Linked DNA regions of Homo sapiens: all the other regions are linked to region 1. Evidence: chromatin loops called from intact Hi-C (ENCODE). Cell type or tissue: IMR-90. All regions are shown on one strand.

The links. A loop is a pair of places that touch in the nucleus more often than their neighbours do. Peaks named below come from ENCODE experiments on the same cell type or tissue, not always from the same donor. Only the 100,000 strongest peaks of a DNase experiment are listed, where the experiment ranks them.
Region 2: a loop joins it to region 1, with 10 times the contacts of the local background. A loop is called at or near these places in 89 of 110 quality-filtered maps.
Region 3: a loop joins it to region 1, with 4 times the contacts of the local background. A loop is called at or near these places in 38 of 110 quality-filtered maps.

What each region holds. Positions count from the first base shown.
Region 1 is chr6:116,527,778-116,535,777 of GRCh38, forward strand. The region is part of intron 3 of TRAPPC3L (trafficking protein particle complex subunit 3L); the gene reads right to left. It also overlaps a transcript of CALHM4 not described here. Among named protein-coding and RNA genes, the nearest start is that of TRAPPC3L, 14 kb to the right of the region's middle. In IMR-90, a CTCF peak has its summit at 4,413 (motif pointing left); DNase peaks (open chromatin) are centred at 2,944 and 4,394; H3K27ac peaks cover 210 bases.
Region 2 is chr6:116,283,563-116,291,562 of GRCh38, forward strand. It overlaps a transcript of DSE not described here. Among named protein-coding and RNA genes, the nearest start is that of TSPYL1, 7.6 kb to the left of the region's middle. In IMR-90, a CTCF peak has its summit at 4,308 (motif pointing right); a DNase peak (open chromatin) is centred at 4,339.
Region 3 is chr6:116,439,557-116,447,556 of GRCh38, forward strand. It overlaps DSE (dermatan sulfate epimerase), which reads left to right. Exons shown (of 6, transcript NM_013352.4): 6 at 1-5,305. Among named protein-coding and RNA genes, the nearest start is that of CALHM6, 18 kb to the right of the region's middle. In IMR-90, a CTCF peak has its summit at 4,724; no DNase peak of the experiment used is centred here; H3K27ac peaks cover 308 bases.

The DNA of each region.
Region 1 (8,000 bases):
TGGGATACCCGGAAGATTCAAAACTTCTCCCCTAGGAGGGAGAGCATTTGGACCAATGCCTAATGCATGCAGGGCTTAAAACCTAGATGACAGGTTGATAGGAGCAGCAAACCACCATGACACATGTATACCTATGTAAGAAGCCTGCGCGTTCAGCACATGTATCCCAGAACATAAAGTAAAATTTAAAAAAACTTCTCCCTTAGAGTATTTTTAGTAATAGAGCAAAAATGACATCTACATGCAGCCAGATTTCTTGTAAGTCCTGATTATGAACAAAAATGGAAGATGGACATTCATAAGGAAGGTGAGAGGCAGTGCTAAGTTATTTAGTGACTTGCAGAATTTACTAAGAATCAACCCCTAAGAGATTCTTCTCTGTGATGAAAGAAAAAATAATATTATGCAAATGCAGTCATAATAAAAGTTTAAGGGTAATTCCTCTGCAGGTGCTTTGCCTTCATGTTGGAACTCTGCCATAAACAGTGGATGTGGCCTTCTGGGTTTGATCCAATCAGTCTCAAAATCCACAAAGCTTGTGGCTGTACACATATGCTTTTCCACAAAAGAAAATTTCCTACATTTTTCCTTTTTCACCCCTCCCAGAGGTACAAAGCGGAATAGACCAAATGGGTGAGTGATTACATAAGGCAGTTCTTGCCTATTCAGTGGGGAGAAACAAGCCTAAGTGGTTATGCTTGTTTAAACAAGTTTCATGTTTTTAATAATCTATCTGCCATATTTCTGGCCCAAATTGTAAGATGTCTTAAAATAATTTATAAATTGTTTTTGCTGTGAATATTCATCATTTTTTAAATATTGAGAATTTTATTACCACAAAGAATTTTTCTTTCCTTTTAATTGATTTCCGCTCCCTTCTCTACTCAAAACTGCTACTAAATAGGAAAATGGTCTGACATTCAGCTAACTGTGATGCCAGCCTTCTCTGGAATGTTGTGTTGTGTTGGGCTGTGACTTCCATGGAATTCAATTCCTGTTTACCAAGGGCTCCCACTTATTTTATTTTAATATAGTATGTTGAAAAGAGTGGAAAAAAGAAAAGCAATTCAATAGGCTCTTACAATTAGGTTTTGAGTTAGCCTTTGAAAAACAGGACGAGCAAAGAAAGATTTTATTTTTAGGCTTATCTGATAAGTTTCCTTTGTTGTTGTAGTTGTTGAGGGATTACAGGGATTAGTAATCTTAGAAAAATGTTGAGAATGAGGCATATACGGTGTTTTACCCTTGGGTCCTCCCCTGCCTACACTGTGCTGAGAACTGCTCTCTCTGACCGGGTCTCCTGTTTCTACCTGGTTTGTTGTGAACCTGTGTTCTCCACATTTGTCCTGACTCTTCAGGTGAATAACTGAGCCTTTCACTTGGCTTTGCTGCAACCCTTCAGCTCTGTGCGTGGTAAGGAATGCCTGGGTTGCAAATCTCACTAGACCCTGGGGACTCTGTTCCGTTCCAATACCTGGGTTTCCTACTTCAATCTTTTGGCTGGGGTGGGAGGCATGTACAATAACAGCTAATTTCTCAAATATCTATTTACATGTTATTCTAAGATAAGACAGTGGCGAGATATTAAAAAATTTTAGAATCTTTGTAACTAACAGAGTCACAACTGTTGGCTGTCTAATGGAAGGGAAATATGGGGTAGCCTCCATGCACCCTCCTGCTTCCCACCCTACAGTTAGGGATTTCCTGTCAGGCTGCTTTTGGTAGACAGAGCACTGTGCTGCTCGAGGTAAAGTAGATTGGAGCTGAGTGGAAGTTGTCCACCATTCGTATCTGCCTTCAGTGTCTATGTGGAGAGCACAGAACCCCCTCTCCATGTCCTGCAAGGCAGAAGTTACATGTCATCTGGTGAGGTTGACAGGTAGGCAGTTGCAATGATGTGCCTTCCACCCTCATGAGGTGAATGCAGCATGAATGAGTCACTTTTTGAGAGGACCATCAGCAAAAATCAGTCTCCACAATATCAGTGAGAGATTTTAACCAAGTGAAGGGCAGAGATTGAATGAAAATAAACAGGTTCCAGGTCTTTTATTTTATGGCCCCCAGGCTGCATTTCTGAGCCTATACCATAAAGTAAGTTGTGTGTAAGAGGAGTGTGTGCGGAAGAGGGTTGAGGAATGGAAAGCAACTCTAAAACTGAGTTTTACATATTCATCCTAGTAAAAGAAAGAACATTCAGAGGACAGGAAAAAAAATGCCTCCCCATTTTATGCACAGCATTATGATGGCAGCAAAATTCAAGTGTTGTGCATCATACTGGGTGCATTACATCTAGACTTAGACCCAGAATTGTGAAATATGGTGACTTTTAGAGAAGTATTTGTTTTTAAGATGCATGTTATTTAGAAAATGAAGGAAGCCAAATATAATTAGAAAAAAAAAGCAAAGTAAGTAAAATACAGAAGCATAAGGAACAAACCACCCCCCCTCCTTTTTAAGAAAAAGGAAAAAACAGCCTAAGATATGTTACTGTCTCTGACTTGAATGCCCTGGTTTAAGTTCATTTCATCTGGGCACTTTTCCTATTCACATTAAAAATCAGATTGTCTCTGCTAACATTCTTTGAAAAAAGAAAACACACAGAATGTCAAGAGAAAGGACTGAAAAAGACTTAGAAAAAAGAGTAACAAAAGAAAAAGCCCCACAGGATTAGATGACCAGAGCAAACTTTTGTAATTGGTTCCTTTATAAGAAGTTCAAAGGGAAACCTAATACTACCTATTGTAGCACAACATCATTTTTCTTTGGAGAATTTAGTTATCTCCCTTCTACCAAAGCGTTCCTCTGAGCTCACTGTTCTGAATAATGTCTGCCCCACTCTTGCTAATGGTCTAAAATATTTACTTTGCATTAACAATGTGGTTTCACTTGACTGCTTCCAAGTGCAGAGTCATTTTATTTTGAAGTGTTTGCTTTCTTTATTATTATCTGCAAATGTATAACAAAGACAGTTTTGTCTACTTCAATACCTTACAGTTAGCATACTAAATGGAGTCTGCAACACTAGTTACGTGCCCCAAATTCTAGCTCTGAAACAAAGAAAAACAAACACCAGCATCAGTAACATAAATAATGTGAGCAGAAGGTTCATAGATAAAGTGAGACTCATATATATATATATATATATATATATATATATATATATATATGTTACTAATTTCCTAGACAAGAAGAACAAGATATTTGTCAATTACTTTGCCCTGTTTTGGAAAATCTTGGAATGTTTTTCATACCCAGATTCCCTTCCTGAGGGGCTCCCTATGATCACCATGTTCTATCTAATTATCCTGCCATTCTGGCCACAGTTAATGGATTAGGGTGGGCATTGTGAGCCTGGACAGTCAGTTCATAGCTTGGCTAGAGCCCTGGAAGTGACCTAGCATGAAACTCTACTTAACACAGGGCTAGTGATTGGCTGGACAGGTTAAAGACTCTCTTTTTGGGACTTTAAATATGAAACACATAGAGAAAGTCACAGTTTGGGTGATTGGGCAGAATGCAAATGACACCCAGAGAAAAGAGAGTAAGCAGAAGCCATGAGGCAACAAAAACTGTGAAACACCAGAAGCAGTGAGGTGGAGAGAAGGAAAAGAAAAATGGAAAGATATTAGTAGGTAATTATAAGAGCAGAACAAGCAGAGAAGGGTTGAGTCATGAAAATGGCACAGGACTGAAGTAGAGAACCACAAAGACTTGCTGCTGAGGGTTCAAGATAGACTAAAACTGTAAGGATTTTCCCATTTTGGTTCTTTCATGGGGTCTGATTATCGTGTCCCAGAATATCTCTACAATAAACCCTAAAGGTCTGACATAAACCAAATGCTGGTAACCTAAAGGAGTCTACCTAACACAATTTGGCTCCATGATGAATTTTAGGATAATTTTCAAGCATTTTCCATAATAATATGAAATGCACTATGTAATGATTTGGTTACCTACTTAATATTTGCATTTTAAATCACAGTTGACCTCAGAGTAGCAGAATGAATATCCCTCTTCTGAAACCTTCTACACTCATATAATAAATAATGGAAAAAACAATAATAAATATACAATTTAATATAATTAAAATTTATTTATATTTAATTTATATTTAATTTTAAAATATAATATAATAAACAATAATGGAAAAAACAAATGTTTCAATAAAATTACCAAGTTGAGTTCGCTGTCATTATTTAATAAGAATCAGTTATTGTCCTGTTCAGGATCCTACCGCAGTTTAAATCTTGTTGCTGTGGATTTGTTATTGTGAACAACCAGGTACTTTTAGAGCACTGATTTTCAGTGTAATGAAAATTGCTTGAAATAAGAGGGCTGCTTCTGCATGTAGTGTTAGTATTGAGCAGACAGGGTAGGAGTCTTTCATTTAAAGACAAATGTGGAGCACTGCCCTCTTCTGGACAGACTAGGAGGAGCAACAGGGTGTAGATGTGAAAAGTTCTTCTAGTATTTTCTCTCTTTTTTGTCTTTTTTTTCCTTTTTCTGGAGAACGGGGTCTCGCTATATTGCCCAGGCAGGTCTCGAACTCCTGGGCTCAAGCTATCCTTCCGCGTCTTGCCTCCCTGAGAGAGGGAATTACAGGCGTGAGCCACCGCGCCCGGCCGGTTTTTCTAGTATTTTCTAAGTTCACTTTAACAGTATTTAATAAATGTCAACAGGTGTGGATTTACCTGGTGAACCAAATCCCAAGAATGCTATAAATGATCCCTCCTTTGGAAAAACTTACAGATCTGATGGGGAAATGAAATTGTAAATGAAAGGCAACTTCACTGGCTAATACAATAAAGAATCAAATTAAACAAAATTTACTAGTATTATCATAACTTTGGGAAACTGTATTACTTCCACTTTTGTGAAACATTTTTGCTTTCTTTAGATGTAGACTGGAACTATGTACAAAATAAGCTGGTCAACAGCAAATCGTTGGAAGATCAACAGGCACAAAACACGATAAAATTGAATCTCACAAACTGATTAAAACATTAAACTAAAATGCAGACTTACATTGCTCTGCTTTCATAATAAAGGTAGGTTAAGTAAGGTTAATCATGGGTTCCCTTACCTTTACAAAGTTGCTTTGTCATTTTTGCTTACTTATCTTAACATTACAACTCTTGCTTCACATAATGCAAACTAATTATCTCCCTTTGGCACAGAAAGATCTAATGAACATTTCAGAACGTCAACTTGGTTAATTTAAAGCCTATGAGACCCACTGGCAGGCTTTAAGTCTAAGCCCCCAGCTACATCTTTCACTGGGTGGTAGCTTAAGGGCCAGTCTGCCATTTATCCTTGCATATCACCACCTTGGGCTTCCACGGAAGAAAGTATAAATTATTGGCGGGTGATATTCTGGAGTTCTTGGCCACAGTGTCATTTAACAGCACTTCTAACAGCAGTCAAATAGAGACAGTAGATTTATAGTCATTGGAGGGATTGAGAAAGCGAACATAGATTTGGTTGCAGAAGTTGAAGAAATTTGTAGGAAAAAAGAGGTAGTGGTTGTATTTAACAAATTTCACAGTATTTAACAAAAAGTCTTTATTTCAGAAGAAAAGTTTGCACACTGAAAATTGTGCTCTTCAGCCTATTTTGTGTCTTCAGTGGCAAGAAGTTGACACCACTCTAGCAAGAAAAACACGTGGCTTCATTTGCCACCTCTTCCTTCCACCAGACAGCTAGAGTTGCACTGAGTGGCCAGAATAATTCCAGCGTGAGAGAGCAGGTAGGATAGGGTCAAACGTGAGGCCACCAAAATTTAAAACGGCAATAGAAATGTAAGTAACAATCAGGTTGGCTCGGCTCATGCCTTCTGTACTGGTTGTCAGATTATTGCCTCTCAGCTTAAAACCTGCTGTTCAATGCCCTACTTGTAACGCTAGAGCTCCATCATGCAGACATTTCTCCTTGGCCAGAAGAAGGTGCTGCAGGGACACTGCAGGAAGAAGGGGCTTTTCTTCTGTCTCTAGCGTGCCTTTTGTTGGCTTGCTCCTGCTGTGAATTGTGACTGGCAGGGCATAGAATACCCAGTGGCCTTTCCTTCCTAACTTGCTACTTCCAGCTTATAGTTTTCTTACTGTCCCCATCAGCCCACTTACACCCTAATGTGAGTTTCCTGATTGCAAGGTTTAGCCCATTGTTCCCTGCCGGCAGTCTGAGTCTAGCAACACAGCAGCCTTCTCCACTATCCATAGTCTGTAATCATACCTTCCCCAACAAGATTTGAATCCCAGCCTTAAGAAGTGGAACTCTGTCTAAAAAGGATTCCTCCTTTGGGTACTCAACTCTCACCCATAAATTCTGTAGTGCGTTTTTTTTTTCCCCTTTCTCAGTAGCTAATCCCCTATAAATAGCTAATAATGTTTTATATTCAACCTTTCATTTTGAAATGATTGTGTGATTCCTGTCTCCTGACTGAAACCTCTCTGGCTCGCCTTCCAAGCTGTGGGACTCCCCTCTGAAAATGTCTAATAAAATCAGATTTGGACATCCTTGTTGAAGTGTCAAATCAGTGCTTCAAATCTGTATTGGAGATTGGAAATCTATAGCCCTCATGCTGTCTCCATTCTAAAGCAGCTCAGGAGTTTTGGCTTGAAATATTTTCATTCGTCCTATAGATTCAGTCATAGCAGTCTTGTGCATTCAGATCAGAAGCAGAAGAAAAAAAAATATGACTAGTATGATTTGCTGAAATTTTTCTGTGTACACTCAACTCTAATCTCAAATGGAACATTTTATTGAAATAAAAATGATTCACCCACTGGGAAAAAAATTCCCCCTGCTATTCTGTTTTCTCTCTGGATTATGTGCCTAAATCTTTTGTCCTAGAGTTTATGCTTACAAAATTCACCACTTAGATTTACTTCCCTGCTTTAGGCACCCTCATTCATATTGCTTCCTATGATCATTTCCTTGATTTTTTATTACTCATCCCCCAAAATCATTGCTCACATTATTTAATTAAGGTAAAATTTCAATTTATACTATAAAAGAAAAGTTCTCTTCTTTTGCTTTCCAGAATTTCCAACAAGTACAGTATATTAGATGCTGATTTTTTAAACCTAAAAATCGGGGTTTCAAGTTTTTTAAGTCTTTTTATGCTGTATTTAAAAATCCCTTCTTACTGTGACAACAAAGTAATGTGATATTTACACTGAAAAATGATAAATTCCCCCACGTCCCTCAGAGTAATCATCATATTGACATGGACCTGAGAGCAAAAAGCTTCTCAACTTTGACAAACATAATTTGTGCAAGGCCGAGCAGTTATAAACATTGTCAGTAACTAGAAGGTATGGATGGATGCTCTGCAGGAGGCTTTGGAAGCTACATTCACCACACTCAGCTATTTATGATTATAATTCAATGTGCAGATGATAGCTAGTGAAAATAACACCTGAAATTCAGAAGAATGACAGCTGAAAGAGGTCTCTTCTGACAAATATGGAAACCAAAGTTTGGACAGCTTAAGCAACTTGCTTGGAGTCACACAGTGGGAATGTGGATCAGCAGGATGTGGACTCTTCCTTTTTAATCTCCACTACATTGGACATGGTTAGGCCAGTGCTCATCTACTGGTGAGGATCACAGCTCCTTGTGTCCAAACTACTTTCAAAAGGCAACATTATTATAATTATTGTCAAGCCTAGCCTTTATAATCATCTTGATTTAAATGATCAAGTTTATCTCTAATTAGCTTCTCCTAATAACGAAACTATTTTATCATAAATGTGTTTGGAAACCCTAAAATATATTTTGTATAACTAAGGAGGTTTTTTGGCTCTTTGACCAGAGACAGGTGCAATTGCACTTTCTACTTTCCCTTATAATAAACAGAAAGACATATAGGTCTGTAAGTAACAGTTGAATTATCTAATATTTCATTATTACAACTAAAATCAGCTATGGTAATTCTACTGAATATTACACATTTTCATTTAGACCAACTGCAAAATTTTTCTCAGAACAGTTACCATAGT
Region 2 (8,000 bases), 240 kb before region 1:
TTATGGAGTCTCACTCTGTCGCCCAGGCTGGAGTGCAGTGGCATGATCTTGGCTCACTGCAACCTCTGCCTCCCAGGTTCAAGCAATTCTCCTGCCTCAGCCTCCCGTGTAGCTGGGACTACAGACACTGGCCACCACACACGGCTAATTTTTGTATTTTTAGTAGAGAAGGGGTTTCCCCACGTTGGTCAGGCTGGTCTCGAATTCCCGACCTCAGGTGATCCGCCCGCCTCAGCCTCCCAAAGTGCTGGGATTACAGGCATGAGCCACTGCGCCCGGCTAGATTTGGGTAGATTCTTAACAATATTTGTTCATTTGAATAAAATAAACCTCAAATTATCTTACAAAAACAACAGTGTATCTGTACTGGCATATTTTATTTGCAGAGGAAATACATTTTGGCTATGCTTCATATATCACCTTTTTTGCACTTTAAAATATAGGATAAATTGGTCCATGACAGAGCATTTCTGTAATTGACAATAAACTTCACTACCCCCAAAGATAGTTGAATCTTTTCTAATACAGTTCTATGGGAAAACATCTGCAAAAAACCCTGAGGTTTTTCTCCATAATATCAAGGAATCATAGATTCTTTGGGAATGATTTCTCAGGTAGCAAGGAGTTTAGCGGAAGTTCAGACATTTTTGTTTTGCAGAAAGGTAGGTTTTATCATTATAATTAATGATAGCTTTCACTTATTTACTGCTCCTGATGTACCAGCCACTTTTATAAACAACATCCAGTGTGTCACATCTTTTAGTTGTCATAAGAACCCCATGAGGTAATTGCATTTATGACCTTCGTGTTACTCAATAGGAAACTGAGGCAAAGAGAGACTGTCACTTGGCCAAAATGGTACAGAAAGTAATAGACCCATGATTCGAACCCAGAAAGTTTGTCTCAAAAGCCTGTACTCTCTGAACAAGTGTGAACTCACTTTCTTTTTTTTATTATTATTATTATACTTTAAGTTCTAGGGTACATGTGCACAATGTGCAGGTTTGTTACATATGTATACTTGTGCCATGTTGGTGTGCTGCACCCATTAACTCGTCATTTACACATTAGGTATATCTCCTAATGCTATCCCTCCCCCCTCCCCCCTCCCCCAACCTCATGATAGGCCCCGGTGTGTGATGTTCCCCACCCTGTGTCCAAGTGTTCTCATTGTTCAATTCCCACCTATGAGTGATAATATGCAGTGTTTGGTTTTCTGTCCTTGCAATAGTTTGCTCAGAATGATGATTTCCAGCTTCATCCATGTCACTACAAAGGACATGACCTCATCCTTTTTTATGGCTGCACAGTATTCCATGGTGTATATGTGCCACGTTTACTTAATCCAGTCTATCATTGATGGACATTTGGGTTGGTTCCAAGTCTTTGCTATTGTGAATAATGCCGCAATAAACATACATGTGCATGTGTCTTTATAGCAGCATGATTTATAATCCTTTGGGTATATACCCAGTAATGGGATGGCTGGGTCAAATGGTATTTCTAGTTCTAGATCCCTGAGGACTCGCCACACTGACTTCCACAATGGTTGAACTACTTTAGAGTCCCACCAACAGTGTAAAAGTGTTCCTATTTCTCCACATCGTCTCCAGCACCTGTTGTTTGCTGACTTTTTAATGATCGCCATTCTAACTGGTATGAGATGGTATCTCATTGTGGTTTTGATTTGCATTTCTCTGATGGCCAGTGATGATGAGCATTTTTTCATGTGTCTGTAGGCTGTATAAATGTCTTCTTTTGAGAAGTGACTGTTCATATCCCTCGCCCACTTTTTGATGGGGTTGTTTGATTTTTTCTTGTAAATTTGTTTAAGTTCTTTGTAGATTCTGGATACTAGCCCTTTGTCAGATGGGTAGATTGTAAAAATTTTCTCCCATTCTGTAGGTTGCCTATTCACTCTGATGGTAGTTTCTTTTGCTGTGTAGAAGTTCTTTAGTTTAATTAGATCCCATTTGTCAGTTTTGGCTTTTGTTGCCATTGCTTTTGGTGTTTTAGTCATGAAATCCTTGCCCATGCCTATGTCCTGAATGGTATTGCCTAGGTTTTCTTCTAGGGTTTTTGTGGTTTTAGGTCTAACATTTAAGTCTTTAATCCATCTTGAATTAATTTTTGTATGCGGTGTAAGGAAGGGATCCAATTTCAGCTTTCTACATATGGCTAGCCAGTTTTCCCAACACCAGTTATTCAATAGGGAATCCTTTTCCCATTTCTTGTTTTTCTCAGCTTTGTCAAAGATCAGATGGTTGTAGATGTGTGGTATTATTTCTGAGGGCTCTGTTCTGTTCCATTGGTCTATATCTCTGTTTTGGTACCAGTACCATGCTGTTTTGGTTACTGTAGCCTTGTAGTATAGTTTGAAGTCAGGTAGTGTGATGCCTCCAGCTTTGTTCTTTTTGCTTAGGATTGTCTTGGCAATGCGGGCTCTTTTTTGGTTCCATATGAACTTTAGAGGAGTTTTATCCAATTCTGTGAAGAAAGTCATTGGTAGCTTGATGGGGATAGCATTGAATCTATAAATTACCTTGGGCAGTATGGCCATTTTCAGGATATTGATTCTTTCTATCCATGAGCATGGAATGTTCTTCCATTTGTTTGTGTCCTCTTTTATTTCGTTGAGCAGTGGTTTGTAGTTCTCCTTGAAGAGGTCCTTCACATCCCTTGTAAGCTGGATTCCTAGGTATTTTATTCTCTTTGAAGCAATTGTGAATGGAAGGTGAACTCACTTTCTTAAAATGTGTAACCATCATTGATGTTAACTTGATACACAATTTTCTTCTCTCTTCCCTCTTTCCCCTATCCACAAGCATATTAATATAATATTTGTAAGGAAAGTACCCAATTATTTTCTTTCTTTTCAGAGGAGAAGCAGTTATTGATGATCCCCAAATTCAGTATTTTCTCAACTCTATCAGACTGAATGCCATCTTTTTATAACAGATATCTTCTAAAAGAGTCTTTACTTTCCTTAAATGAAATTTATAGATAATATAACCTGCCTACACAGGTAAATAGAAAAACATCAATATAATCACATCATAAAAGAGAAATAAAAGTAATTTATAATATTGTCTATTTTGATATGTAAGGACATTAACATTGCCTACACTGTAAGAAATAGCAAAGTGATTAGAAAGTTATACTTGTTGATATAATCACCATGGATGGAGACTGATATGGGTATGTTTTACCTGTGATTCAAATACCATGGTGATGAGGTTTTCTGAAATGGTGACCCAATCTTTGTTAAGTTCTATAAAAGAAAAAGGAAAAGCTCCCCTTGGTACATGTTACTGTATTTCTTCCATTATAGGAAATACATTTCACATTTCTTAAATCAGGATGTGTCTTACAAGCACTGTCAGCCATGTGTCAGTCATTGCATCATTACCATCATCACTGCCTGAGCATGTGTGTATCCGGTTATTGTTACCAATTTCTGGACAAACTAAAGATCATCTGAAGAAAGAATATGTGCTGTTTGTTGCCTTAAAACTTTCCATTAATCTCTTTGAAAGACTCAAAAAAGTACTGACATCAAAACTTACAATAATTTATGCCTGGCTTGAATTAAAACTCTTCTAGACAGAAGAGTTGAGCACTGTTCTAGGAAATATTGCATCATCAAAACACTTGATAGCAGAGAGGATAGTATTGCTTGGAAAAAAATATGGATATTGACACCTCTGAGCCAAACTTTCAGTAAATTTTGTGAATATGAAGTTTTATGAATACCTTAACAATTTATTTTGCTTTTCCCTTTCCTTTCATTTATTTCCAAGTATGATATTTTATTTCTGTCTAAAGCCTAAAAGAGTTCTTTTTAAAAACATAAAATAATTATGTATAAGAATGCATCATGTCATAGTTTAATTGGCAGTGTTTTTTCTCCTTGTCTTCCTTTCTTGGTGATACTTAAATAATACTTTGTTTTACAATTGATGTCTCAAATTAGATGAAATACCATAATTTCCTTCCTGGAAAGTTTATTGCACATTAAATCAGTGTAAACATGTTTAGTGTTTATATGTAAAATGTTAAATTCGAGGCTCAGATAAATATAAATAGGTTTTCCCTCTGGGAAGGAGAGCATTTTTTGTTGAGGGAGACTTCCCTTGGATAGTATGATATCTAGCATCCATGACACCACCTAATAAAAGTAGCAACTCTCATTTTTTGTAATTACTAAAATTCACATCTACAAACTTCCAAGACATCCTTAAGGAAGGTGCAGCTCCTGCTGAGATTGTCACTTTTAAATACTGCTAGGCATGTCATTCCTATTGATGCTCACTAGAGGGAGCAACTGGTCTTTAAGAAAGTGATGTATCTAGTCTCTGATGGAAGAACTATGGGATGGTCTTTCACTATAAATTAAATACTTTTTTATTTAAATTGAATCACAAACTTTTATTCCCACTAAGCTGTAATTGTTACAATGTATTTTTCTCAGACAAGTTTAGGTTTATTATGATGGCTCCAATACTCAAATTGTTTACGTATCTCATAGGAGCCTGCCTACAAAGTCCCTACGCAGTCATGAATCTGATTTCAAGTTACAGCTCTCCTACTCACTAGCTGTTTGACTGGAGCTAGTCATCTTTCTGAGCCACAATTTCCTCATAGGTAAAATGGAGATTATAATACATATTTCACAAGCCTATTATGAAAATGAAATAAGATATATATAAAGTGTACTATAAGCTTTCAATGAATAGAAGATGGTAATATTATTTGTATTATGCTAAAACTTAGGCATATTAAAGTTAGACTATTGTGCAAGGTATAATCTGGCACTAAATTTTCAATTTCCTGTACACAGCTAACTATATAGAATTTCAGAGAAGAATATAATCCCTGTGGATTAGAGTGGTCAGTGGAAGAAATGAGCCTTGACTTATATTCTGCTATGGGTGAGCATTGAATAGCTTGAGAAAGAAGTGGGGCGTGAGGACATAGTAACCATACTTGTCCACTGCTCCAGCTATTTCAACATGCATTCAAGACCTGCACTGTCCAATACTATAGGCACTAGCCATATGTGTCTATTTTGATTTAAATTAATTAAAATGAAGTAAAGTAAAAAATTCAGTTCATCAGTCACACTAATTACATTTCAAGTACTTATTAGCAACATCTGACTAGTGGCTGCTATATTGGATCTCATGCAACATTTCATCATGGCAAGAAGTTTGTTGGACAACATTATTCTAGACATACAGCATCTTCAAGTGGTGGAAAAAGGTGTAGTTGCTGGAACTAAAATGCCATACCACAGAGGTAGCAGGCACACATTTTATAAGAGTCTTAAGGGAAAAAAACACCTTTTGAAATTCATACTAGCAGCATTTTTGAGCAAAAATTTTGTGTGTTTATAATTGGGAGTATATAAGTAGAAGTACTTATCCACTGGCTCACATAACATAAAAAGGATAATCCAAATATTATGTTGCTTCACTATAAAACTTACATATTTAAAATAAGTTACAAAAATCTGAGCCATTACCCTTCAGAGAGAGGAATGAAGCTAAATGGGTCAAATTCAGGAAGTGTTAGTTGAAAAATATGTGTAATTAAATTAGTTATTTAAATAACCAATAAAATGTGTACTTGGTGGGACAAACCCCTACTGTATTTTTAGTAAGGTAAAATGGTAAGGTATAATAATTTAAAAGAAAATTTAAAAATAATGTACATGAAACAATGAAAATACTTGCATAGATTTTTTAAAGTCACTATGAATCATAGTGATTTGTTTGTTACTATACCAAAAATTCACAGTCAAGCCATTTAATAAACATGACTGTTATATGTGAAAGCATCTCAATATCCTAAGATTAAGCAATTTCATGCAAAGGAAATATTTCTGTGTATTTTTTAGGTAGTATTTAGATCTGCAGCTAAAACCCTTTAAACATTTTGTTAGTTGCCATTCATTTAAAACTCCAGAGCTCATGTATCATACAAAAATATCAGAAATTTCTTTTTTAAATGGAAATATAGTCCTAGGGTCAAAGAACCTTTTCAGAACAACTAGACCTTCATGATAAAAAAAATAAAAATAATAAAAAGTAAAGAAAACCAGCCCTCTTGTTTTAAAACAAAATTCATCAAGGTCATTTACTACTTTCCACATACAAATTGATTCAATATGAAAAGTTCATATTATGGTATCCAGCTTAATACTTTGGTTGTCATAACACTTCATCCATTAGCTGAGAACTCTGCCTTGTGAGTTCTTTGGCTCTGAGACTATATTATAACTTCACTGGGTTTGTAAGCAAGCCATTCTATGCACATCTGTTTTAAAAATGTGACAGGTTGATTTGAAAAATACCATATTTCATTCATCATCATAAATAGAAATATTTATATTTATTGAATATTTACTACATAATAGATACTGTGTTAAATGCTTTTCATATATTATTTAATTGCCTCACCCCTCCATTACATAGGTAGTATTCACCCTGTTGTGAAGATTAAGAAATCCCAGAGATATCAGGTGACTTGCCTAAAGTTACATGACTAATAAGTAATGGAGTATGGATATAAACCCAGTTTATTGGCTTCAAAGCTCTTTGTACTATGCCATGTTGCTTTTCTGATTTCTTGAAATCTTTGACAGTAACCGGGGAACTCAAGGGTTACTGCCACCTATTTTCTAATAACTTCGTTTTCTTGGATCTGTATCATTAGTGCCTAGCACCTAGAAGATTCTTAGGCAGTGTTGGCTGCATTGATTGAATGATTCCACACTGATGGCTAGCTTAAACAGCCATGGAAACTTTAATTATAATATATTAATCTAAACAGGACATATGGTTTTTAGGAGTTAAGTGCCCTCAGGGGAAGCATTTACTAAATGTGGGGCACATTTTAAAAGTAATATCTCCTGCTACTGCTGATATTTCTAAATTAACAGTATTTCTAGATTCTCAGACTTGGGGTTCAGAGATTTCACTTGCTGATTAATTAATTCAAGGATATAAGAGCTCTAGCAAATAAATATTTTATTAATTTGTACTGTTCTACACTCAGGAGCAATTATTGAAAATCAAGGTTTGTTATCAGGAAATACATGAAGTCTTATTTGGAAATAATTCCTTAAAACTCATCCTGAGAAGAGACAATCTGCATCCTTCCCACTTAGTATATCATCTACCCATTTGTGGTCTCTCATAATTGGAAATATTTCCCTAATTCCAAAAGCAGAAAGGAATCCTCTTAACTGCTAACTTCTCTCCCAAAGGGAGAAACTTTTTCCAGCCAACCTCAGTGAAATTGTTGATTGAATGCTGATCCTAGAACTGCATTATGAATGCAAAAAAGTAAACAAAGCACCCATTCTAAGTTTGCTCAATTTTCTGGCCACCACTGTGCTCTGCAATGTCATCTGTAGCACAGAAGATTGGAGGCGTAGACTTGAGACCAGACCACTTCGTCTGTTCTTTCCAAACTCTCTAAATTCAAAACATTTGTTGAGGTTTATGCAGGACACAAGAGTTGTGGGATGGCATACAAAAATCTGAAAGTCATGGACTTTGTTCATTAGGGACCACAGTGTTGTGGAGAAGATAGACACAGAAACACATAATTATAATACCAGATGAAACAAACAATTATAATACCAGATGATACCAATAATTATAATACTAGGAGAGTGTTGTTCCAGCAAGAGAGATGTGGACAAAGGGCTTTGGGTGCACAGAATAGGAAATTTGTATTCCTATATTGATAAGAGAGCTTGGTAAGAATTCAGAGGTGATAATTTTGAGATGAGTCCTAATAAGAAAAATAAAATTATAATAAGAGAGAGGGGGTGAAAATTCCAGGTTGACTAAAATACCCTGAACAAAGACTCAAATACAAGTAGAAGTCCAGCCAGCTTGAGGAAATGACTGAAAGATAGGGAGATTAGTTGGGGGTGATGGTTAGGTAAAATGGAATCTGATAGTTAAAGGCTTTTTATTATACATTAT
Region 3 (8,000 bases), 88 kb before region 1:
CATGTTTTTTTTAATCAGGGATAGTGCATATTTGAGTAAAACTAGGGAACTTTTTGTAACTTGAAAACAAAGCAATGTTAAATCTCCCTTGAAACTGAGTAATCAGTTATGGAATCTGTTTCAATGCTGCTCACTATGACAGGAATGTTTCAAGTTCATTTGATAATATGTGAGCTGTTGTTCAGGGGATTGGCAGGACTCTTGGTCCTAGCCTTAAAGAAAATTTGAGAATCACTAGCATACAGAGCTTGTCAGTGCAGTAAAAGTGGTATATTCCTGGGAAGCTGAGGTGGGAGTATTGCCTGAGCTTAGGAGTTCTGTGCTGCAGTGAGCTATGACTGTGCCACTGCACTCCAGCCTTGGAGACAGAGTGAGACCGTGTTTCTCTCTTTTTTTTTTTTTTAAGTATATTCCCTTGTTTATAACTGATTAGCTTATTTCAGTTGATGGTAGATGAGACCTATGGTGGTGGATGAGACCCAGAATTTTCAGAGAGAACATTCTTTTGACAACATTGTTTTAATCGTCAAAGTCAGGTGGAAGACCGTGTTCTGGAACTATTTTAATTGTTAAAATGTATCACCTAAGATAATGAATTCTTCCACAAATATTTTAGTCATAGTTTTTAAGTACCACGTATTCTAAGGTTATCAGAAAATATGTCTTAACAGAATGTTTTGCATACTGAATAATTTGTTTTTGAAAAGGAAAATTTACATTTGACTTACTCAGTTTTTAAAAAATTATTTTTATTTCTAGAGACACGGTCCTTTCTGCATCACCCAGGCTGAAGTGTAGTGGCGTGATCGTAGCTCACTGCAGCCGCAAACTTCCCATCTTAAGCGATTCTTCTGCCTCAGCCTTCCAAAGTACTGGGATTAGAGGCATAGGTCATCATGCCCGGCCAAGTTAAAAAAATTTTTGATAGTTCACAAACCACTCACAAAAGAATCTGAAATTTCTCCAAGTGTTAAGAGAAAGCAAGCTATGAAATGCTATATTTGTAGGCTTAAAAGTAAATTAGTGTGTTTTCTTAAAAATCTAAACCAAGATTAAAATGAATATAGTCATAGGTATGAGGGGCATGTAATTTATCTTCCGACTGGAGATACCTTTGAGAGTTAAAGGAGGAGCAATTAATTGTTATTCCAGGACAACAGATATAAATCGAGATTATACTAGGTGAACTGGGACATATGGTCATCTTTGTCATAGCTTAATTCAGGAAAAAAGGAGTTAGGGAAGTCTGAAGGTCTAACTCAAAGTTTGATGCTTTTTAAGCAAGTTTAGGGAACTTGAGATGACCTGATTGAGACCCCTAAATCTACAGATGAGGAAAGCAAGCCTCAAGCAAGGGGGGCCTGATCCTTTCCCTGTTCGCTGTGTATTCCCTGTCTGTGGCAAAGCCCATTGCCTTGATTCTCTTCTCTTTACTTTCATGTTGAGAAGTAGTTTCTTTCTGCAGTTTATTTAATTTACTGGCAAAATGACGTATTTTTTTTTCAGCAATGTTTCAGCTAGATATTTGCTTTATGCATGTAATGTCAATGAAGTACTCATAAGTTTTCAAGAAATGACTGATATAAATCATGTGTTCCACTACATAGTCTAAATATTTAGTATTTGGTCATCTATTTTAATATGTTCAAATTCTGTTAAACAAGACATAGTCACTATGTGAAGAATAAAAATAGACAAAGTTGCATTATGACTTTTCTTCTTGCATATACAGTTTCCCTCTTGGTTTTGGGATTTTTTTAATTGAAGTTTTATTTGGCATAAATTATGAACATACATGATTGAAAAAGTATAGTACTAGAAGCCTTATTTAAAAAACAAAACAATAAATTATCTGTCCCTTCCCCTCTCATTCTTAGTTTGTACTTCCCAGAAGTAACCAATTTCTAATTCTTTTGGCTGTTACATATATTGTGTACTTGTTTACAATAAGGTCTAAAACTGCCTACTAATGAAGCTTTAGCTCTCTTACCCATTCTTTATACTTATTGGAAGATAATAGGTGCTATGGAAGGAAAAGTCAGGGTAAGGAGACTGGGAAGAGGAGGCCATAATTTTAAATGTGGTGATCAGGTTAGGCTTTATTGATGTCTCCACTTCCATTCTCTGTGTCATTTTGAAAATCTATTTGCTGTTAATTTAATGGGGTTTTAGGAAGGAACTGAAGGAAATTTATATATTGAGTGCAGTATGTTTAAATGGAAGTCCCACAGCACTTTTCAGTTGAGTTAACAAATAACGAATGACAATAACATGTTTACAGAGCATCTACTATATGCCAAGTATTGTTTTAGGAACTGAAGATATGGTAGAGAATAGGAATAATAAAAGCTGGCCCTTGTATAGTTTATGTTCTAGTGGGAGCAAATAATAACAGTAATAGTGCAGGATGTCAAGTAGTGGTAAGTACTGTGGAGAATAAAGCAAGGGGAGGGGATGTAAGGTGATGGTGAATTGGTACTGTCCCATAAACAGTGGTTTCTGATGTGATTACTTATGATCAGACACTTGAAAGAAATAAGGGAATGAATCACAGGGACATCTAAGAGAGAGGAGCATTCCAGATAGAACAGCAGTTCGAAGGCCCTGAGCTCAGTATGTGTTTGGTGTATTTAGGACTAGGAGGCCAGTGTGGCTAGAGCAGAGTGGGGGAGGGGAGGGTGATAGGAATAGGATCAGATCATACATGCTCTCACAGACTGCAGCAAAGACTTGGATTATGAGTTGGGGAGTCAGTTGCAATGAACTGAGATGTGGCTGACTGCAGGAGGAATAAGTAGTAGGAAGCGGGTCCAGGAGGTTGTTTTAGCCATGTTAAGTTTAAGATACTTTCTAAAAATCCAAGTGGAGATGTACCAGCCTGGAATCCAGGGGCAGGCTGTGGCTGAAGATGTAATTGTTGGTGCCTTCTTAAAGGTTAAACAGAAATTTACTAGCTGTGTGAGAGGAGAAGTGCATTCTGGGTAAATGGAATAGAATAAAGAAAAAAGTACGAAAAAGCAAACCTGGTTCAGGAATTCTCCAGACTGGTGGTGTTGGCCCACAGGGTGTGTGATGGAGAATGGGTGAAGATGAAACTGAAAAGGCAAGCAGGGAGGCTATTGTGCAGGACTTTGTAGGACATGCTAAGGAATCTGGACTTTATTCTGCCATGAGGCTGCTCAACCATTTTTATGCCTCAGCATAACTGAGGGCTACAACATAACACCCATCACTCAACAAGCATGGCAGCGATTTTCATGGGATAGGAAATGTGTATGGGAGCAAAAGGGACATGGGTGAGGGGTGTTGATGATGCCACATATACCTGTGTGTATGTGAAACTTTGAAAAATCCCTGAGATGGCTCTGATATGCCCCCCATATTCCATATGTTTACTCCCTGGGGTGAGGTGGGGCAGGGAGGGGGTACCCTCTGCTTAGAAATCGCTGCAAGCAATGGCAAGCCATTAAAGAATTTTCTTTTTAAATAATCAGATTTGCATTTTAGAAAGGCAATTTTAGCTTCAGTGTAGAGAGTGGACCCAATGGGGAAGAGGTTAGGAGACCATTTCCATAGTCTGGGTAGAAGACAATTAGCTCCTTGAATAAGTCTGGAGAGGGAATGTTTAACTCCTAGCCCACAGGCAAAATGTGTGGCCAAAGGAATGAATATTTTGTGGAAGTATTGATCAGAAAGATAATGAGTCAAGGATCCCTAATGGTATATATGTCTGAGTCTTATTTAATATAAGAAGAGCATGGTTGCCTGCCATGGCTCTGCTGCCGTCACCCTGGCTATCCCTTAATAAGCCCAGGAAATTGTTCAAATATTTCTGCCATTTGTGTTTTCAGCTTGCCTTGTTCAGGGACTTCACATAGAATGGTATAACTGGAGTACAGGGTGTGTATGTAGTGGCGGGTGATAGAAAATTAGACTGGAAAAGTAGACCAGGCTCCAGGGCAGGAGGGTCTCTTTTCCTCACTCCATTTAATTTAAAAAAGAAATAGTTTCAATTATATAAGCATTGTGATTAATGCAGGCAGTTGGAGTACTTTCTAAATCAGAAAAGTAAAAGTGCTGCTCCTTCTGCATATCTCTAGAAATTTGTTATGGGGAAGTCTTTATCAAAGAATGTCCCTATGATTTCAGTAGAATTTCTTAAGAAAAGAGCTTCTAAAAACATTCAGTCAGCCCAGCACATTCCAAATTAAATAATGAGAAGTGTGTTTAGTATTTATTTAGGAATTCTTTTCTGAACAAAAAAACGTTTTCAATGGTCTAGGCACTTCCTTTTTCTTCCAAAGAAATGGTAATAACAGGACACTAGAAGTACCTTTCTGTGTAAAGCAAACATCTTGTCAGTTTTCCTTACTTTGTACTTTTCAGTCTCTGCTGTTTACCATTTTTGTCCAGGATCAGAGACCTCCAGTAAAATAAAAGGAATTTCTGTTTATTGTCTCCTTGATAATCTTGATTTCTAAACTCCTTTACTCCTCTCTTGAAGGTATTTGTTTTACTGACAAAAGAATGGATCCAGGTCATTTAGTAGAGTTCTGAAGAGAATTCTTAGAGCACTCTATATATTCAAACCTCCGTATTTTTTGATACAAAAAGGACTGATGAAAGGGAGACGTGATTCTTTTGAAAGATTAATTCACAGAATTTTTTATCACAGTTGAAATATCAATTGCAATAACAACTGAAAACTGATTGCTATTACTGAACACTGCCCTTAGGTGGCTCACTCTTAGAAGACACAAAGTCACTGGACTACAATCCTTTAGGGCAGGGATTGTGTCTCTTGCTCGTTGTATATACATGGTTCTTACACAGTGCCTGGCATTCAAAAAATGCATTCAGAAAAATTTGGTATTCAAAAAATGCTTGATGAATTGACTGACTGCCTGAATGAATAAATAAATTGGTGGATTAATGACTGAATGGAGTACAGAAGACTGTGGTCCCAGAAGACCTTAACATTGAGCTTGCTGCAGACTGAATGTTTGCCTCCTCTCAAAATTAATATGTTGAAACCTAATCCTTAATGTGATAGTATTAGGATGTGGGGCCTTTGGAAAGTGATTAGGTTATGAAGGTGGAGCCCTCGTGAATGGGAGTAGTATCCTTATAAAAGATACCCCAGAGAGGTCCCTTGTCCCTTCCAACATGTGAGGCTACAGTGAAAAGATGGCCATCTGTAAACCAGGAAGTGAGTCCTCACCAGATACCACATCTGTTGTGCTTTGATCTTGGATTTCCCTGTCCCCAGAACTGTGGTAAATAAATTTCTGTTGTTTGTAAGCCACCTAGTCTATGGTGTTTTTGTTATAGCAGCCTGAATGAGATAAGATAGAACATAGTTCTTATAATGAGCTAACATCACTAACCTCTCAGTTAGCTGTGAACTGTGGCCCTGAGAGATGCTCCAGCTAGATCCTAGAGCTGTTTCAACACTGTCACCTCTGAGCTATGTGGAGGCCTAAAATTCAATCTCCAGGACAGGGTACATGTGAAAGACAGATGTTAACAAGGTAAGCAAGCAGCTGCTTATATGATTGCTAAACACAGGGTGGTCCCAAGTGGGATCGAGAGCCCAGATTCCAAAGCACAACTTAAAATAACACACCATTTGTGTGAGATGTTGTAAACCACCAGTAATCAGCAGACTGTTGCTAAACTTCAGCCATTGCCCATAAGAATGCCTTGTGAGTTCATGACACTGTGCAATCGAGAAAGCATAGCCATGCCAGCAAAGCAGACTTCCTAGAGAACATAGGACAATGTGGTGTGGGTGTCAAGGGTGTGGGCAAGCAGTGTGGTTGGGAGGGTTGGTTATTCAGCTGGCTTTTCTGCGACACCTGCACACGTGGAGAGTCAACCATGGCACCTGTTGCCTAGTGCATGTTTTAAGAGTCTTATGGATGATGAGAGGACCTTCGTGAATTCACTACTGAAGATAGGTCATTTTTAATTAAAAAAATTATTTGGATGTCAGAGGAAGAAGTAGGGAATGAAAGAATATAATTCTGTAAAAGAAGTTTTGTTTCTTAAATGGTATGCAATGAGCCCACATGCAGGCTTATTTTATAAAATGTGCTAAAATTCATAAAAACATTGCCTAGTCCAAGTTTACGCCATTATTATGCTAAAGCTTACTAGATAGCAATGATAATAGCAGTCTTACTGAAGCCTAGCAAAGTTTGAAGAAATTTGTACGCATCTGCATACTGTAAGGAAAATAATAGCTACAGCCCCATCTTATAAATTAGGAAGCTAGGTTCAGAGAGGCTAAGAACTGTGACCAGAGACATACAGCCAACAGTAATTATGGATTAGAGCATAAAACTCAAAATAAAACAATGTCTAAACTTGAATTTTAATTATTTAGAGTGCTCAAAATGCTACATTATAATCATTAAAAATACTGAGTTATAAGCATAGTTACATCAAAACTATTAAACTTTCACCATAATTGTTTGCCTTTAATCTCATGAAACTTAAGTGAACAAGCAAAAAAATTGTCAAAGTAGATTATCTTTGTTAAAGATAGACTACTGGGCCAGGTGATGTACCTCACACCTGTAATCCCATACTTTGTGGGGCTGAGGTGGCGGATAGCTTAAGCCCAGGAATTCAAGACCAGCCTGGGCAACATGGTGAAACCCTGTCTCTTCTAAAAATACAAAAATTAGCTGGGTGTGGTGGTGCACGCCTGTAGTGCCAGCTGCTGTGGAGGCTGAGGTGGGAAGATTGCTTGAGTCCCAGGAGGCAGAGGTTGCAGTGAGCCAAGATCAGGCCTCTGCACTCCAGCCTGGGCACAGAGTCAGGTCCTATCTCAAAAAAAAAAAAAAAAAAAAAGACTACTGAACATCCTCACATTTTAGAAATTACTATAACTATTTGTCATAGTTTAGGATCCTGCAGCACAGCCTACAGACATCATAAAATAATCAGTTGCAAAACCAGACTTCTGCTTTTTGTGTCTACTCTCATCTTGCACCCAAACTGTGAGTCACTTTGATTGAGCTTCATAAACATAAAAGCAAATTATTTACTAATATATTTATCTGCAGTCTCCATCTCTTAATTTAGTATTGTTTCCTGGACTTTTAAGACTGTCATAAATGTTTGTGGTTTTTCAGGTGGTTGAAGTGAATGGAGTCATTGTAAAACGCTTTCAATCAGCTGACCAATGCTTTATATAACATAAACCTACTTTATCATCCTCTCCTAAAGAAGAGAAGATTTAGCTAGAATAATTATTAACAGAAGATGTGGAGATACAGAAGAAACTAGAAAATATCTCACAATCAATACATCTTTCAAGCAGTCAATCATTTGTCACTCATATTGCTTTTTTAAACCCAGCTTTACATGGAAGGAATAAATGGAACTCCAGTTTGGTTTTTCTTCTTTTTTTTTTTTTCTGTTAAGGCAGATTTAAAATTTTTTTTGGTTTACTTTTCATTGAATTTTGTCAGTTCTTGGTCGAATGTATGTATGTGTGTGGTTTTTAAAGAGGTCATGCCTGTTTCTTTTTTTTAACGAACTAGAAGTATGTATTATAGCATGTTAGAATTGAAAGGGACCCCAAAGATGATCTAGTTCAGCCTTCCCATTTGACAGTTGAGGAAACACTTTGTTTGGCATTTCTTTACTTTAAGGAAAGTTGGGGCACTGCCAAAATCAACACTGCCTGCTTTGAGTTTTCACTGCTTGTCGGACAAACCTTAGGTTGGGGGATTGGGGGATATATACAAACAGGGACTAAAACAAGCAACATCATGCCGTCAGCCATCAATCTGGTTGTTGTCTTATTCTTCCCCAAAATAATTTCAAGTCAACTATAGACACAAACACTTGAAATGTATTAATTTATTTATTAAATAAAAATGGCTGATATTTTGCTTACTAAAAATCTGATTATTTCTTTGGCTCCTGGTTAGATGAGCAAGTCAAATGTTAACAACCTGAGTACCATCGTCTATAACAAAACAGTG